Regions from separate parts of the Mus musculus genome. Here regions 1 and 2 are each linked to region 3. The links are chromatin loops, found by intact Hi-C in ENCODE. Cell type or tissue: gastrocnemius. All regions are shown on one strand.

Region 1 (5,000 bases), 64 kb after region 3:
AAAAAACAAAACCAAAAAACCAAATATGTTGCTGCATCTCAGGAGAATGAGGCCCAGAGAGGGCAATTTATTCACCCAGTGGCACACAGCAAATACAAGTGGTGGTCAATCCTGGGACTTGGAGAGATTACTCAGCAGCACATGCAGGGTTTTGCATGGGCTGTTCCCCTCCCCAAATGCTGTTCTCATACTCACTGTAACCACACACCCTCCTCCAGCCTGGTCTAGCCACCTCCCTTGGGGACATCCACCAAGTCCTGCTGGTCTAGACACTCTCCCAGGTCAAGGTGTGGGACAGGACAGGGAGCTGAAGCTCAGCCTGGCCTTGGCTAAGCCTTAGTCAAGTCCCAGTGTCCATGCAGACAGACTTCCCAGCCTCAGAGACCACCTGACCGTGCCCTTACCCCCAACCTCAGTGGGGCCCTAGCTTCCACTAACAAATCAAAAACTTCACATTTCACTTTGTTTTGTCTTGAGACAGAGTTGCATATAGCCCAGGCTGTCTTGGAACTCACTCTTTAGGCCAGTCTGGCCTCAAACTCCCAGAGATCTGCCTGCCTGTGCCTCCCAAGTGCTCGGATGGCAGGTGTGTAACACTGTATCCAGCTACTTGGATTTCATTTAAATCTGGAGCCCTCCAGAGCCAGGCAGGATGGAGTGTGCCTTTGATCTCTCTGAGTTCGAGGCCAGCCTGGTCTACAGAGTGAGCTCCAGGACAGCCATGGCTACGCAGAAAAACCCTGTCTCGAAAAACTGAACAAAAAAATCTGAAATCTTCCAACACAAGCCCACCCCTGACAAGACCAGAGACAGTTAAAATAATGAACCCTGTATTGGCACCAGGAGCACATGCCAGCATTGGCCTCGCATGCAATGGCAGCATGACTTGACCCTGACCTGTCTGCTTACCCTGAAGCTGCTGCCGCTGCCGTCTACCCAGGGGGCAGGAAGGCTGTGCCCCCATCCTGCCACCATACAGAGCTGTCCTGGGTCCCTCTGCTCAGGATACTGGATGGCAGCTGAGTGGCCCAAGTGCCAGGAGGGTACATATGGCCATCTGGTACCACTCTCCACCCCTCCTGTCTGCACCTGCCTCCTCCTGGCCTCAAGGGACAGGCTGGACCAAGACTGGTGGTTTCTGTCAGGGGTAGTGGGGACAGCCCCAGGGGAGACCCAGGGAGTGTGAGAAAAAAAACAACGCCCTGGCACAGATGGATGGGTGGGGCACATCTCTGCCATCCCAGCACTCAGAAAGCAGAGGCAGGGGGATGGGGAGTTTAGGCCATGGAGGCCAGCCTGGGCTACATGAAGTCCTATCTCTGAAAGCCAAAGGAATGGGTTGCTGACTGAACAAATGAATGAGCAAGGAGTAGGTTATCAGTATGGAGGGACACCACACACACACACACACACACACACACACACACACCCATCCCCATGTAGCCTGCTTCCTTACATGTAGGCACCTTCCTTTTCTTTTCCCTTTCCAGAGGCTGGAATGTGATGGCTGGAGTGTAAGTGGCCACCTTGAAGCATGAGGCAGGTCCTATGCATCAATGGCAAAGCAGTAAATTCCCCCTTGAGAAAGGGACACAGCGCTCACATGGGGTCCTCATGCCTATGTCCCTTTCCTTTCTCAGGGTGTCTCAGCCTCTGCTTGGCTGGTGCGTGGGTGGCACCTGCTCTTGTAGAAGTCCCCAGGATTTTCCACTGTGTCTTTTGCTGGCTTCTGCCCCAGCCTATCCTACTTCCTCTTTGCCACAGCTGAGGAGCCCTCAGGGACCAGACATCTAAAGAAAGTTCACATTTGTGGTTCTGGCCCCGCCCTTCTGGCCTACCTGCCAAGTCGGTTCTGGGAGGCTTCAATTCCTACCTCCTGCCTGGCTTGCATTACCTTGGTGAGGGGATGTTCCCTCAGACAAGCCCACCAGCCTCTCCAACTAGGTCCTTGGAACTGGCAGGGTCAGGACAATGATGCACCGACCCACTTCATGCTCCAAGCTGGCTGCTTATACTCCAGTCTCTGGACCCACATCCCAGTCTTTATAAGCGGCAAGAGAAAAAACTGTCTAAGGGAGAAAGCATCCCAAGAGTCACCCCAGACACTTCTCCCATCGGTAGGGGGCCCTGTGACAACATCAGGAGAACCTTATCAGGTAGCTCACCCTGCTCAAGGCTCCGAACAAGCTTGCAGGAGACAGTGCATCCTCAGGGGGCCATGAAGGCTCTGGCTGAGGCCCCAGGTGAACCCTTCTCTTCACCATGGCTAGAACACAAGCAGTCACTCGGGACCGCAAGGAGCCTGGTACCTGTGAGTTAGTTCTGACCCTTGGAGCAGAGAATGTGGCCAGACTTGGAACAGAGCATACACTGCCGGGCCAGAAGTCCAGGCCACGCTTCTCTGATCCGTGTGTATGCTCTGCTCTGTTGTCCCTCCCCCAACAAGAACCACAGAAACAATAGTTCCAGCAAAGCTGTTTAATCCGCAGCTAGTCCGCTCCCACAACACCCGAAGTGCCCACGGCGTGCATGGCGCACCCCCTACAATGTGGAATGCTTCTCGAAGGGCACAGACAGCAGCCGGGCAGCTGCCTCGTCCAGGAACCAGCAGAGGGCGCCCGTGCGCGGCTGCACCAAGGCGGCGGGCAACGTGCCCTCCTTGTCCTCCAGGATGCGCTGTGTGCGAGACCAGGACCTGCCTCAGAGGCCACGCAGAGCAAGTTGGGGCTCACACTGGTCTGTTCGGTCTGGGGACAGGGGACCCGGGACCCACGGAACCTTGCTCTGCGCTCCGCCTCGCACACCGTGGGATCCAAAGCTTCGAGGTGTGGAATTGGATTTGGTTTTTGTTTTTATTAGGAGGCAGGGCCTCATCTAGCACGGGCTGCCCTTGAACATGCTATGTAGCCAAGGACTCCTCCTTTCTGCCTCCCCAGTATGGAGACAACAGGAGGTACTGGGGACTGGACTCAGGTTGTCAAGCTTGGGGGCAAGCATCTATAACCACACTAAGCCATCTTGCCCCATCCCCGCCCTTCACTTTTTGCAAATTCTTTTTTATTTATTTACTTATTTATTTCTATTTAATGTGTATGGGTGTTACTCCTATATGTATTTGTACCATGAGCATGCCTGGTGCCCACAGAGGCCAGAGGAGGGTGCTGGATTCCCTGGGGCTGGAGATACAACTAGTTGAGAATGGAAGTCGGGTACTCACCGGTTGGTAGCTATCTCTCTCTCTGACCCTGACCTTTTTCTTCTTCCTTTTCTTTTCCCCTTCTATTCTTTCTCTTTAAATGTGTGTGTCTAGTGTCCTGCTCTCTCACCTTCTACCTCATCCCCTTCATACAGTCCTTCACTGAGCCTGGAGACAGACCATTGGCCAAGGAGCCTTGGTATTCTTTGTGAAGGAGTTTGGGGGAGGGGGTGCAGGGACTCTACCCCAGGACACTGTGGCCTTGTCGATGACTGCCCTCTCACACACTGGCAGTATGTCTGTCCCCTGACTGGCCTCCACTGTCCATTTCTTACCTTCAGCACAGCTGCCTTGCCTTCCCCCGTGGCCACAAAGATGATACTTTGGGCTGCGTTCAGCACAGGAAGCGTTAGGGTCACCCTCTGCGGTGGTGGCTTTGGGGAGTCACTGATGGGAGCCACGATCTTCTCCCGCTCCTGGGGAAGGCAGCCAGTGAGGACTGGGATGGAACCGCCCCTCCAAGCACCAGGTCTACAATGCCAACAGGTTTTCCTGTTGCTCTCTTGGGTTTCTGAGACAGGGCCGTACTCAGTATCCAGGTGGCCCTCACCCTCACAGCAAATGCTGTGATGACAGACATGCACCACCATCATCATGGGAGCTGACGCTCGGCAGGGCGGAACTGAGGGGCACGGATGCTCAGATACCCAGAAGACTGACACAGCCTGGTGTATCAGGGCCAGGAGGCCCCCCCCCCCACGCTCACCTGTAGGAGGGGATGGTCAGGGAAGAGCGAACAGGTATGGCCGTCAGGGCCCACTCCCAGGATCAGCAGGTCAAACACAGGGACAGCGTCTCCTTGCAAGGCCTGACAGAAGGATGGTGGGTCAAGTGTGTGCGAGCTCAGAGGTAACACACAAAAAAGCTGAAATCTGGTTCTATCTCAGCTTAGACCACCTTCTGCTGAATGTGCCCGCTCAGCACATTCCCTACACAACAGTGGCCACTCCTGCACAGGGCAGCTTCAACATGGTATGAGGTCTGTAGGATTTTTTTTTTTTTTTTTTTGAGGGTAAGCATTACCCTCCAGCCCAAGCAGGCCTCAAAAAGCCTCCTGCCTTAGTCTCCTAAGTGCTAGGGGTCACAGATGCACTACCACACCTGACTGATCCAGTCCGGGGGCTTGTTTCCCATTTTAGTGGACAAGAACCTCAGGTCTGCAGATGAGTGTCCCTGAGATGTAAGGCTCCAGCCCAAGTCTCCCCACCATGGTGACAGTCTGTGTCCCTAAGCAGTCATCTCTGCCGCAGTCTTTTACAGCTTTCCTACCTGTCCCGGGACCCACCTGTCTCAGTTTCCTGGCATAGTCCTCTGCAGCATCCTCCACAGGTAGGGCAGGATTGATGGTAAGGACCTGGCTGTCTGGGATGGGCAGCTTTGAGAGCAGGTGTGTCTGTAGAAGGGGAAGGGATAGTCAAGGAGTAACATGACTTGCCTAAAGCCAGGAACCCTGAGTCACACGGCGTTCTTCTCCACAGCCTGGCTGACTCTTCGGAGTGGCTCGGGCTCCCTCAATCAGGGACTCAGCCTGGCTGCATCCAGTACACAGCTGGCACCTGACTATACAGAGGTGAACTCCAGGAAGAAGACTGTGATCTACTCTTAGACACCCTGCCTGTGTCTCCATGTCTGGCTCTTGGAGTAAGTCCAGCTCAGTGGAGCAATGCCAGGGAGAGGCTGGGGGCAAATGTCAGAATGCCAGGATGCTGTGCCCTAGAGATGGGGGTGCTGGGGACTCTGTTAA
Region 2 (5,000 bases), 220 kb after region 3:
ACATGTGATGTTTGGAGGGTGTAAGTAGGACTTGACTCACAGTGACAGAGGCTGAGTGAGCTGGGCTTGCTTACAGAGCTAGCTGTGTTATGTTTGTTGATCTCGTCTTTGCTGATCTTTGTTTCACTGAGAGAGGCACAGTGGAGAACTGGTGTCCCTCCAGACTGAGGTCTGGCTGTCTTTGCTAGGTAGTGCCACCACTACTGATTCCTGTTTGCTATCCCAACTCTACTGAACTGGACTGCTGGTGTATCCATGAAGTGATTGTAAGTGGATCGAGCTGATGATTTCCAGACAACAAGATGGGATTTGCTCCAAAGAACCATTTCTAAATAGGTCCACTTCCCACATATCCTTTCTTTCCCACTACCTCTGGTGGGTGGTGGGCTACAAGGGAGGTTAAAGTGTTTAAGGACATCTTGTGAGGTTCCTGTGGCTTCTTGCTGATTCTGTAGACTCAGGCCAGTTGGGAAGCCTCACGGTTTTTCTGAATTGAACTGCCTTTGCTGATTCGTATGCGCTGTCTGCCAAATGGTCTGGACTGCAGCTGTTGATTTGTGTGTGGTGTTTGCTAGTGCCCTGGGCTGAGAACAACAAAGTTTGGAATCAGCACAAAGAACTATTTCTAAACAGGTCCACTTCCCCTGTTTCCTAATAACCTTTCTTTCCCACTACCTCTGGTGGGTGGGTGGTGAGCTAGAGGGAGGTTGAACCCTCATTAAAGTAAGTTGAGAAAAATAAATTGCCTCCTTTCCCTGTAAGAAAGTATGCTGGGGGTAGAAACAAGCAGCCAGATGTGGGTGGTGGAAATACAAAGGCCACAGCACTGGTTTGGAATCTATCAAAACTGGAGACCCAGCTTCAACAATGGCCTCAACGGGCCTCAGCTTGGCTAGGCATTGAGATCTAACCCAGTACAGTCAGTGGGCTTAGGAGAAGTGTGTCCTCCTTGGGTGGGGCTCCTGGCTCCCATCCACACCTGTGGATGCAGCTGCTCGAGAGAGGGCAGTACTTCCACCCCTGTACTCACTGTTGCTCTTTTGATTAAAAAAAAAAATGATAAGAAGTGGTGAGATCAGCCCGTGAACCGCTGGACCGCAATGATTCTTCTTTGTTGGTGTCTCCGTAGCCTCCCAGCACTGACTGGAAATGGATAATGGATAATGGTAGACCAGTGACAGGGAGGCCATGCAGCTCAAGTGGGTTCCTGCTTTCAGCTTTTCAGATCATGGCCCCATCCAAGGCTTCACCAAAGCCAACTAATGATCTTTTATCAAGAGGGAATGAGAGGCTTCCTGGGTTTTGAGATATAACTCGAGCCCCTAAGAGGACACCTATGGCCGGGACTAAGACAGCTGCTCCTGGTTTCAGAGAAGGCAGAAGCCTGTAGACACGCACTGATGAGTCATAACTCTGTCTTTTTTTGTTTGTTTGTTTTTGGTTTTTGGTTTTTCGAGACAGGGTTTCTCTCTGTGTAGCTCTTGCTGTCCTGGAACTCACTTTGTAAACCAGGCTGGCCTCGAACTCAGAAATCAGCCTGCCTTTGCCTCCCAAGTGCTGGGATTAAAGGCGTGCACCCCCATGCCGGGCCATAACTCTGTCTTAATTTACACCCAAGTCCACCGGAAAATACCTAATAAAATCTTCAGTGTAGGGATAATCTCTTGTGTACTGTGTGGAAGCATCAGCTGTCAATCAATAAAAAGCAGGTGGCCAATAAAGAAAGGGCAGGGTTAGAAAGTGGGGCAACAACAGAGAGGATCTCTCGGAGTCAAGAGAGAAATATTTGCCACCCAGACTCTGAGGAAGTTGGTCGTATGAAACTGAGTGGTAATTAGCCACGTGGAAGACATAGAATAGTATAAACGGATTAATGTAAGTTACGAGCTAGTTGGGGAACAAGCCAAACCTTATGGCCTAGGCATTTATTCGTAAATAAAATATAGCCTCCGAGTCCTATTCGGGAACTGGGGTGCGTGTGGAAAACCCACAGTTACAAATGGAGTCCATTAAGGACTGTTAGAATCCAGGCTTAGAACCTGAGAAAAAGCCGTGGTGGAAAGGCAGGGCACAAGCACTTCCCAGAGTGTCCTAGCAGGGCAGGGAGGCTAAATCCCTTTAAAGAGAGCAAATGGAGGCCTGGGAGCAGCAGGTAAAGTGTGAGGAACCAGAGCCTCAGTGCATGGCCACGTGGGCAACTTCCCAGAGCTGCTTTGGAGCTACCTGGCGCTGGTGCCGAGTGAACCCCAGCATGCAGAAGTTCGACCGGGAGCTGGGGCGGGCACCTAGGCTCACCAGCTGATGCCCATGGGTGTGAGGCTCGGGTTCTCACGGAAGAGCAAATCGAGGCTCCAGCCCCAAACCCCGCAGGGGCAGCCTGCTAGTAGAACCGTAGGGGCGGAGCCAGCCGCCACAGACAGGTGCTGGAAGAACAAGCCTGCAGATGCTCAGAAGGGCGAAGGTACATGTTCCCCAGAGCTGAGGTGGGACTGAAAAGATCCAAACTTTTGAACTGATAATATCTAAAATTGAAAACATTAAAGAAGAAACAAACACTTAATTTGTAAATAAAAAAATAAGGTCTTCCAAGGAAAAAGAGAAAGGTTTAAAAATATTTGTTTTTCTGTAATTAAAAAAAAAAAAAAAGAAGGAAAACACAACACAATGCATCCGGATTCCACACAATTTTGTTTCACATAATTTCATATATCTTTTTTTAAGAGAAATAAAAGAAAACCGATTTAGAGAATGGAAAGACTAGGAAATTACATGCTAGAGTGGAGGCACTAGAAGAGCTAGAAAACTCTAATTCAGAGTAAAGGAGCGTCAGATGATTCCATTCTAAGTCCTATGCCGCCACCTTGTGACCAGATTGCAGAATGGCAGTCTATTAAATTTCTAGATAGAGACTTATGCTGAATTAAGAATACAAATTCTATTTAACAATGCTACCTAATATCAATGGCATACAGTAGATTATGTGTTCTATTATGTAGAGTTTGGTGAATTAAGATATGTGCATATGCCGGGCGTGGTGGTGCACGCCTTTAATCCCAGCACTTGGGAGGCAGAGGCAGGCAGATTTCTGAGTTCGAGGCCAGCCTGGTCTACAAAGTGAGTTCCAGGACAGCCAGAGCTACACAGAGAAACCCTGTCTCAAAAAACCAAAAAAAAAAAAAAAAAAAAAGATATGTGCATACATTAGTACATTATACAATTGAAACTTACTCAAGATGTCAATATGTTTTTGCCTTCAGTTCTGAAAGGAATGATTCTTAGATTGCACATTTATTAGAGATGGAGGTGATCTTAGAGATGCCTTTGCAGACTGAAGCTGATGATGCTCCAGCATATGTATCCAGAAGAATACAACAATGTTTTAGACACAATGGCATAAAATATGTTACTGGCATGTCTCACAATTCTACAGGTCAAACAATTGTAAAAAGATTTTACTGGACTTTAAAGAAAATGCTCATAGAACAGAATGGGGCTGAGGGATCTCCTGGAGATAACATTAAATATGATTTATGTATCTTTAATTTTATTAATGACAATGAGACAGATAACACAGCTGCTGAAATGTGCTGGATTTTAGAAAGAACTGCAGAATTAGATCAGCCTACATATGTGATAACCTCAGTATGGAATGAAGGAATTGTGTTATTTTGGGGAAGAAATTTGTCTTTGTTTCAACAGAAGAAGAAAATCTATAGATTCCATCAAAAATAATAAAGATTATATTTGACCAGGAGAGACCTCCTGAAGACTTAGGCTACAGACACGAAGGAAGAAAACAGGAAGAACAAAACATGTAAAGTATATGCTGTATATTCCTCGACATGGGAACAGCTTTGAGACTGGCTGAGACAAGAAAATGTCTCCAGCTAGGATTTCAGCTATGCACAGCCAATAAGTCTTGCTGCCTACAGAGTCCTCAAGACTTATCATGCCATCCTTTCAAATGGCATGGATGAAAATTTATATTACAGTTTAGATATACAGTCCAAATTTTGATGCCTTCCTCCTGCTCAAACAAAGAACAGAGAATCTTCTTTAACTGAATTGCACACAGTGAACATTCCTTACATTTTTAATGCAGAAACATATATTACCTTTGAAGTTTACATGTTTACAAAACAAACAGACCAGAAAACAAAGAACACAAAACACATAGCTCAGGTGATCCAACTTCGACTGCTCCAATAGCTGTTTCCTCAAAATCTGCACCCAGGACAACTTCAAAATGCTAGCTTGGGCTGGAGAGATGGCTCAGCAGTTAAGAGCACTGACTGCTCTTCTGAAGGTCCTGAGTTCAAATCTCAGCAAACACATGGTGCTCACAACCATCCATAATGAGATCTGATGCCCTCTTCTGGTGAGTCTGAAAAGAGCTACAGTGTGCTAACATAATAAATAAATCTTTGTGCTGCAGTGAGCAGGGCCAGAGCGAGCAGAGGTCCTGAGTTCAATTCCCAGCAACCCCACGATGGCTCACAACCATCTGTACATCTACAGTGTACTCATATATATATATATATCTTTTTAAAAAAATGCTAGCTCAACTGGTCCAGCCTCCCAGAGACTGTTGCAGCCAGGGTTTCAGTTGCTGTGCTTTCCCATCACACAGAGATTGGGAAAAAAATGTCACAGCTTTTTAGGACTTGGCCAATATCCTAATTTTCTTAGGTTCTTCTACTGGCTGTTGTGTATCAACTTGACACAGGCTGGAGCTATCACAGAGAAAGGAGCTTCAGTTGGGGAAGTGCTTCCATGAGATCCAGCTGTGGGGCATTTTCTCAGTTGGTGATCAAGTTGTAGGGCCCATTATAGACAGTGCCATTCCTGGGCTGGTACTCTTGGGTTCTATAAGAGAGCAGGCTGAGCAAACCAGGGGAAGCAAGCCAGTAAGTAACATCCCTCCATGGCCTCTGTATCAGCTCCTGCTTCCTGACCTGCTTGAGTTCCAGTCCTGACTTCCTTTGGTGATGGACAGCAAT
Region 3 (5,000 bases):
CAATCACTGAACCAGGGCCCAAGGGAGGGAGGCCAGGGGTCCCCAGAGCCCGGGACGTGAAGGTTCTGCTTGTAGACATCCCTGAGGAGGAGGCACGCTACTGGGCCAAGAAGCTGGAGCAGCTGAATGCCATGCGTGACCAGGATGAGGTGAGTCACCTCCAGGTGAGCTTCCTGACCCAACCTCTCCAGGGACACATGGAGACATGAAATGCCCCATCTTCCCTGCCATCCCAGCCTTAGGCAGCTCTCCCTTCTGTGCTCAGAGTGTCCCAATCCACAGCTCAAACTCATGCGGTGTTCTTGGGGCTTGGGGGAAGGAGGGACACAGCAAAGGGCTGTCTGGCTGCTCCTCTTGGTTTGCCTTCTTTGTCTCTCTGTCCTGCTCCGTGGCTGCACAAAGTCAGATGCAGTGGGCTTACCAGAGTGAGCCGTGTCCACTGTCCCTGACACACCGTCCCCTCCCCAGTACTCCTTCCAGGACCAGCAGGACAAGCCGCTGCCAGTGCCCAGCAGCCAGTGCTGTGAGTGCCACCCGCCCGCTCCTGCTCCCCCTCTGCCCACTCCCCCTCTGCTCGGTCTAGCAGCCAAGCCTGGTGTGCAATTCCTGCTTTGCTGTGTCCCAGCAGCTGCCTGGATGGCCTGAAAAAGTGACAGCCAGGGCCAAGCCAGACATGGAGTCCAGGGCTGAGGGACCCCATCCCACTACATCAGCCACCACTGTCTTAGGGTTTGACTCCTGTGTGACCCCGCCTGACTAGAAATCCTGGGCTTCAGCCATCCTCCTGCCTCAGGTTTCTGAGCAGCAGCGAGCTACTGCTGAGCTACTGCACTGTTCCTGCCTGTCACTGAAGTAGCTCACAGCCCAGTGTGGTCCAGCCTGGTTGGGGAGCACAAGAGCCTATGAGAGACTCTATCTCAGATCCTCAGACCAAGAGGAGGAGGGGGAGGCACAGCCCCTGGGGGGGTTTTGTTTGTTTGTTTGTAGGTTTGTCTTTTGTTTTGCTTTTTAAAATCCCCCTGCTGGAGATAGTATGGGGGCTTGGAAAGGTGGTGCCCTGGGGGAAAGTCATAAGCCTTCCTTGCTGGGGGGTGGGGGTGGGGCTGCGGGAAGAGAGGGCAGCTGAGGTTCACTGTGCCTGTTCCCTCCTAGGCAACTGGAATTACTTTGGCTGGGGAGAACAGAGTAAGTAAAGAGAAGTGGGCATCTTGAAGACCCCAAGGCCCCTCATTACGTGGCCCCATATGTGACCTCACCCTCACATCCCCATCTCTGTTCCCCTGTCACCACTCTAGAAGTGACCCCATGTCACACTGATGCAGGAGAATGGGGCCTGGTCGTCAACAGCAGCCAGGGCCATGTCCTTGAGGGAAAACCAGTTTCCTAAGACATCCTTACCCTTGTCGACCATTAGCCCAACATCCATGAGGCCCTTGGTTCCAGTGTCGCCTGTACAAAGCAGATACTTCTGGTTAAAGCCTCAGTCTGGTTGTGTCACAGGGAAGCTAGTGGGGCCCAAAGTAGATGATTCTCTCCAAGCCAAAGTGGTAGGCAGTTTGGTCAAAAACCCTATGTTGGAGCAGGTGGGATGGCTCAGTGGGAACTCAGGGATCTGAGCTCAGTCTCTGTCACCCACAGCAGAAGGCGAGAGCTGATTCCTGCAATATTTTCTCTGGCTTCTATACACGTGCTGTGTCACACGTGCCCCTACAATGAATACATGTAATATTTTTTTTTTCGAGGCAGGGTTTCTCTGTGTTGCCCTGACTGTCCTGGAACTTACTGTGTATGTAGATAGGCTGGCCTCAGACTCAGAGATCCACCTGCCTCTGACTCCCAAGTGCTGGGATTAAAGGCATGCGCCACCACGTCCAGAATAATATAATACTTTTATAAACAGTTGGTAGAAAGCACAGACTCCAGTTTGGGTGTCTTTCCTGTATGTAGCTTTAGCTAAAAACAAAAGCTAGATAACCAGGTCTAGTTTCTGCAGTGAGCGCGGCTAACGGTCCTGATTGACATTTGTTCAGCGACCGCTAGAGGGCGCGCTCTGCTAGGAAGTGAGCATGAGCGGCTCCGTGAAACCAGAGTCCCCTTCACAGCACTGGTCGTATCCCAGTCGATGGATCACCGTCCTCCCAGGTGGCACAACTGAATTTCCATCCTCCCAGGCCGCACAGCTGGGTCCCTGTCCTTCCAGGCCGGAGAGCTGACACACCGGAAGCTTCCTTCTGTCCTGCTAGAGCCTATGTCAGTGCTATAGCAGAGTTTGACGACGCCCCAGAGGGAGGCTGGCTTAGACCCACTGTGTGCTCTCCAGTCTTCACCCTTCCTCTCCCTCCTCTTCCTTGCAGATGACGACCCCGACAGTGCGGTGGATGACCGGGACAGTGACTATAGGAGTGAGACCAGCAACAGCATCCCACCGCCCTACTATACGACTTCGCAGCCCAACGCCTCTGTGCACCAGTACTCCGTGCGACCGCCCCCTCTGGGGTCCCGGGAGTCCTACAGTGACTCCATGCACAGCTATGAGGAGTTCTCTGAGCCGCGGGCGCTCAGGTGGCTGTGGAGCGGGGGAGTGGCCGGGAATGCACGGGCTCATCTCACAGAACATTTCTATTTACATTTTAAAATTACATTTATTTTGTTTGGGGGTACGTGTGTTATATATAACAAGTTGTTGGCTTCCCTCTCTCCCCACTGCTTTGTGGCTTTGAACTCAGGTCACCAGGCTTGGTGGCAAGCCCTTATACCCCACTGAGACCTATGTTAGTCCTTGGCACTTTTCTTGTAGCTTCCAGAGCCTTTCCTAGTTGTGTAGGGAGTTGTGGGATAGCCTGGACTACATGAGACCCTGTCTCAAAAAAACAAAAGCAAGGCTTAGGTGCCACCTCTCTTCCTGTGTACGAGTCCCCTTTTAAATGTTCTGGCTCCATGTGCTTCCTGCCCTAACCTACCAGCTGTAACAATGACAGGTACCACTCCTGGTTTATGCTATGCCAGGGATGAAAGCCAAGGCTTCACACATGCTACTCAGGCACTATGCCAACTGAACTGCAAGTACTCTCATGCTTGACTGGTGGTGTCTGGTGGCAATCTCTGGGAGGGACAGATGGTGGGACAGGGTGTGGGCCCCCTAAGCTTGTCTGTGGAGAGGCCTAAGGAACAGCAATGGACTCAAGGCAGAGTCTGTGTACTGAGACCACTACCCTGATCCCCATGTTGCCTGTTGTGGCTAGTGCTAGCTCATGCATCTGCAAAGGGCATGAGTGGACCAGGACCTGCTGTGGGGTCAGTTGAGGACAGGGACGAGCATGGTGCTGGGATCTCCCCATCAAAGGTGAAGGTTTCCATCAAGGGTTCGAGGAGCCAGGGGACTCATTGGAATGGATTCAGACCCAGCCTATGGAAGCCAGTAGGGAAGACTCTTGGTACAGCCAATCCTACCCTTTAGTAAGCAGGGGTGGTGGACTCCAGCCTCTCGGCCAGCTCAGCCCTGCGGTGCACTTCAAAACCTCACTACTAGGAGTGTGTGTGTGCACATCACCCCTGGTTGACATCCAAACTGCCAAACAAGGTGGTTTGGCTATGGGCAGGGACAGGTTCCGTTTGGAATAATCTAGGTTGAACATTAGGAGCTTATAATAGATGACTGGGCGTGGCAGAGTGTCACGGGCTGCAGGGAAGGAAGAGTGGGTGCACAGGTTGAGACTGTTGAGATGGCTGAAGCTATACCAGTAGAGCAAGGGTCTGTGAGTCTCAGTTAAGCCAGTGCTCGGTGCCTGAACAGCAGCATGTACCCAACAGGGGCTCAATTCATGCCGAGTAAGTGCGTGGCTCCTGTGCCCCGTGTTTCTAATGTCTTGAGCAGTAACATAGACACAATGGCTGCTTGATCCATGATAAGCACACATGTGGCTGATAGGTGGACCTGTGTTCCTGGAGCCAAAAGGGATGAGCCCCCCCAGTAGGTGCTCATTCTACGATGAGCAGATGTGTGGTCCATGTTCCAGCATCGAGCACACATAAGCACTCATTTCATGCCGCTTACGGGCCTGGGTGATGCAGTCTTGCTCCTGGTCTCTTGAGCAAGAATGAGCACACAGTAGGCACTCTGACTTTGTTGAGCACACCCTGGGTGATGGTGTTGGCAGGGGGAGGGATGGTGGTGTGGCCAAGGTCTGACCGTTTCTCCACAGCCCCACAGGCAGCAGCCGCTATGCTTCTTCCGGGGAGCTGAGCCAGGGAAGCTCACAGCTGAGCGAGGACTTCGACCCTGATGAGCACAGCCTGCAGGGCTCGGAGCTGGATGACGAGAGGGACCGCGATTCTTATCACTCCTGTCACAGCTCCGTGAGTTACCACAAGGACTCACCCCGCTGGGACCAGGACGATGAGGACCTGGAGGACCTGGAGGACCTGGAAGATGAGGAGCTGCCCGAGGAGGAGGAGGAGTTGGAGGAGGAGGGGGAGGAGGAATTGGAGGAAGAGGATTTGGAGGAGGAGGAGGAGGTGCCTGATGACCTGGCCAGCTACACCCAGCAGGAGGACACCACTGTGGCTGAGCCCAAAGAGTTCAAGCGGATCAGCTTCCCAACGGCTGCGCCTCAGAAGGATGACAAGGTTTCAGCTGTGCCTACAGAGGCCCCCGAGGTGGCCAAAGGCATCCCCAAAGCAGCCACACCCGAGGAGAAGGCAGCTGCAGAGCGTGCGCAGGAAGCCGAGCCCCCCAAGTCTGAGGAGAGGTATCTGGAGGAACTGAGGTGCAGGGCAGCATTGAGAGGGCTCTGTGGGCCTCTGAGAGCAGCACGTTGTGTAGGCAGAGCTGGAGCGGGAGGCTGGGATCCCACAGAGACGTTCTGAGCCCCTGCCCGCCTTCCCCGGCTTAGTTTCAGATCTCGAGAGGAGGAAGAGGGCCAGGAAGGGCAGGATGCCATGTCCAGAGCCAAAGCCAACTGGTTGCGAGCCTTCAACAAGGTGCGCATGCAGCTGCAGGA

What was found. Hi-C counts contacts between places; a loop is a spot of excess contacts. Peaks named below come from ENCODE experiments on the same cell type or tissue, not always from the same donor. Only the 100,000 strongest peaks of a DNase experiment are listed, where the experiment ranks them.
Region 1: it touches region 3 in a loop (4-fold over the local background); 12 of 42 quality-filtered maps call a loop at or near these places.
Region 2: a loop joins it to region 3, with 3 times the contacts of the local background. A loop is called at or near these places in 10 of 42 quality-filtered maps.

The regions. Positions count from the first base shown.
Region 1 is chr8:71,593,733-71,598,732 of GRCm38, reverse strand. It overlaps Pgls (6-phosphogluconolactonase), which reads right to left. Exons shown (of 5, transcript NM_025396.3): 2 at 4,542-4,649; 3 at 3,963-4,064; 4 at 3,532-3,672; 5 at 2,466-2,676. The coding sequence ends at 2,542. Niban3 (niban apoptosis regulator 3) reads right to left here and starts at 1,025. Exons shown (of 15, transcript NM_001384129.1): 1 at 910-1,025. The coding sequence starts at 964. In gastrocnemius, no CTCF peak of the experiment used is centred here; DNase peaks (open chromatin) are centred at 1,057, 2,633 and 4,908; H3K27ac peaks cover 27 bases.
Region 2 is chr8:71,439,453-71,444,452 of GRCm38, reverse strand. No RefSeq gene overlaps it. Among named protein-coding and RNA genes, the nearest start is that of Abhd8, 22 kb to the left of the region's middle. In gastrocnemius, no CTCF peak of the experiment used is centred here; a DNase peak (open chromatin) is centred at 2,859.
Region 3 is chr8:71,658,004-71,663,003 of GRCm38, reverse strand. It overlaps Unc13a (unc-13 homolog A), which reads left to right. Exons shown (of 44, transcript NM_001029873.2): 6 at 76-149; 7 at 469-523; 8 at 1,153-1,185; 9 at 2,355-2,562; 10 at 4,203-4,748; 11 at 4,893-5,000. Among named protein-coding and RNA genes, the nearest start is that of Unc13a, 11 kb to the left of the region's middle. In gastrocnemius, a CTCF peak has its summit at 2,044 (motif pointing right); DNase peaks (open chromatin) are centred at 2,436, 3,069, 4,275, 4,904 and 1 more place.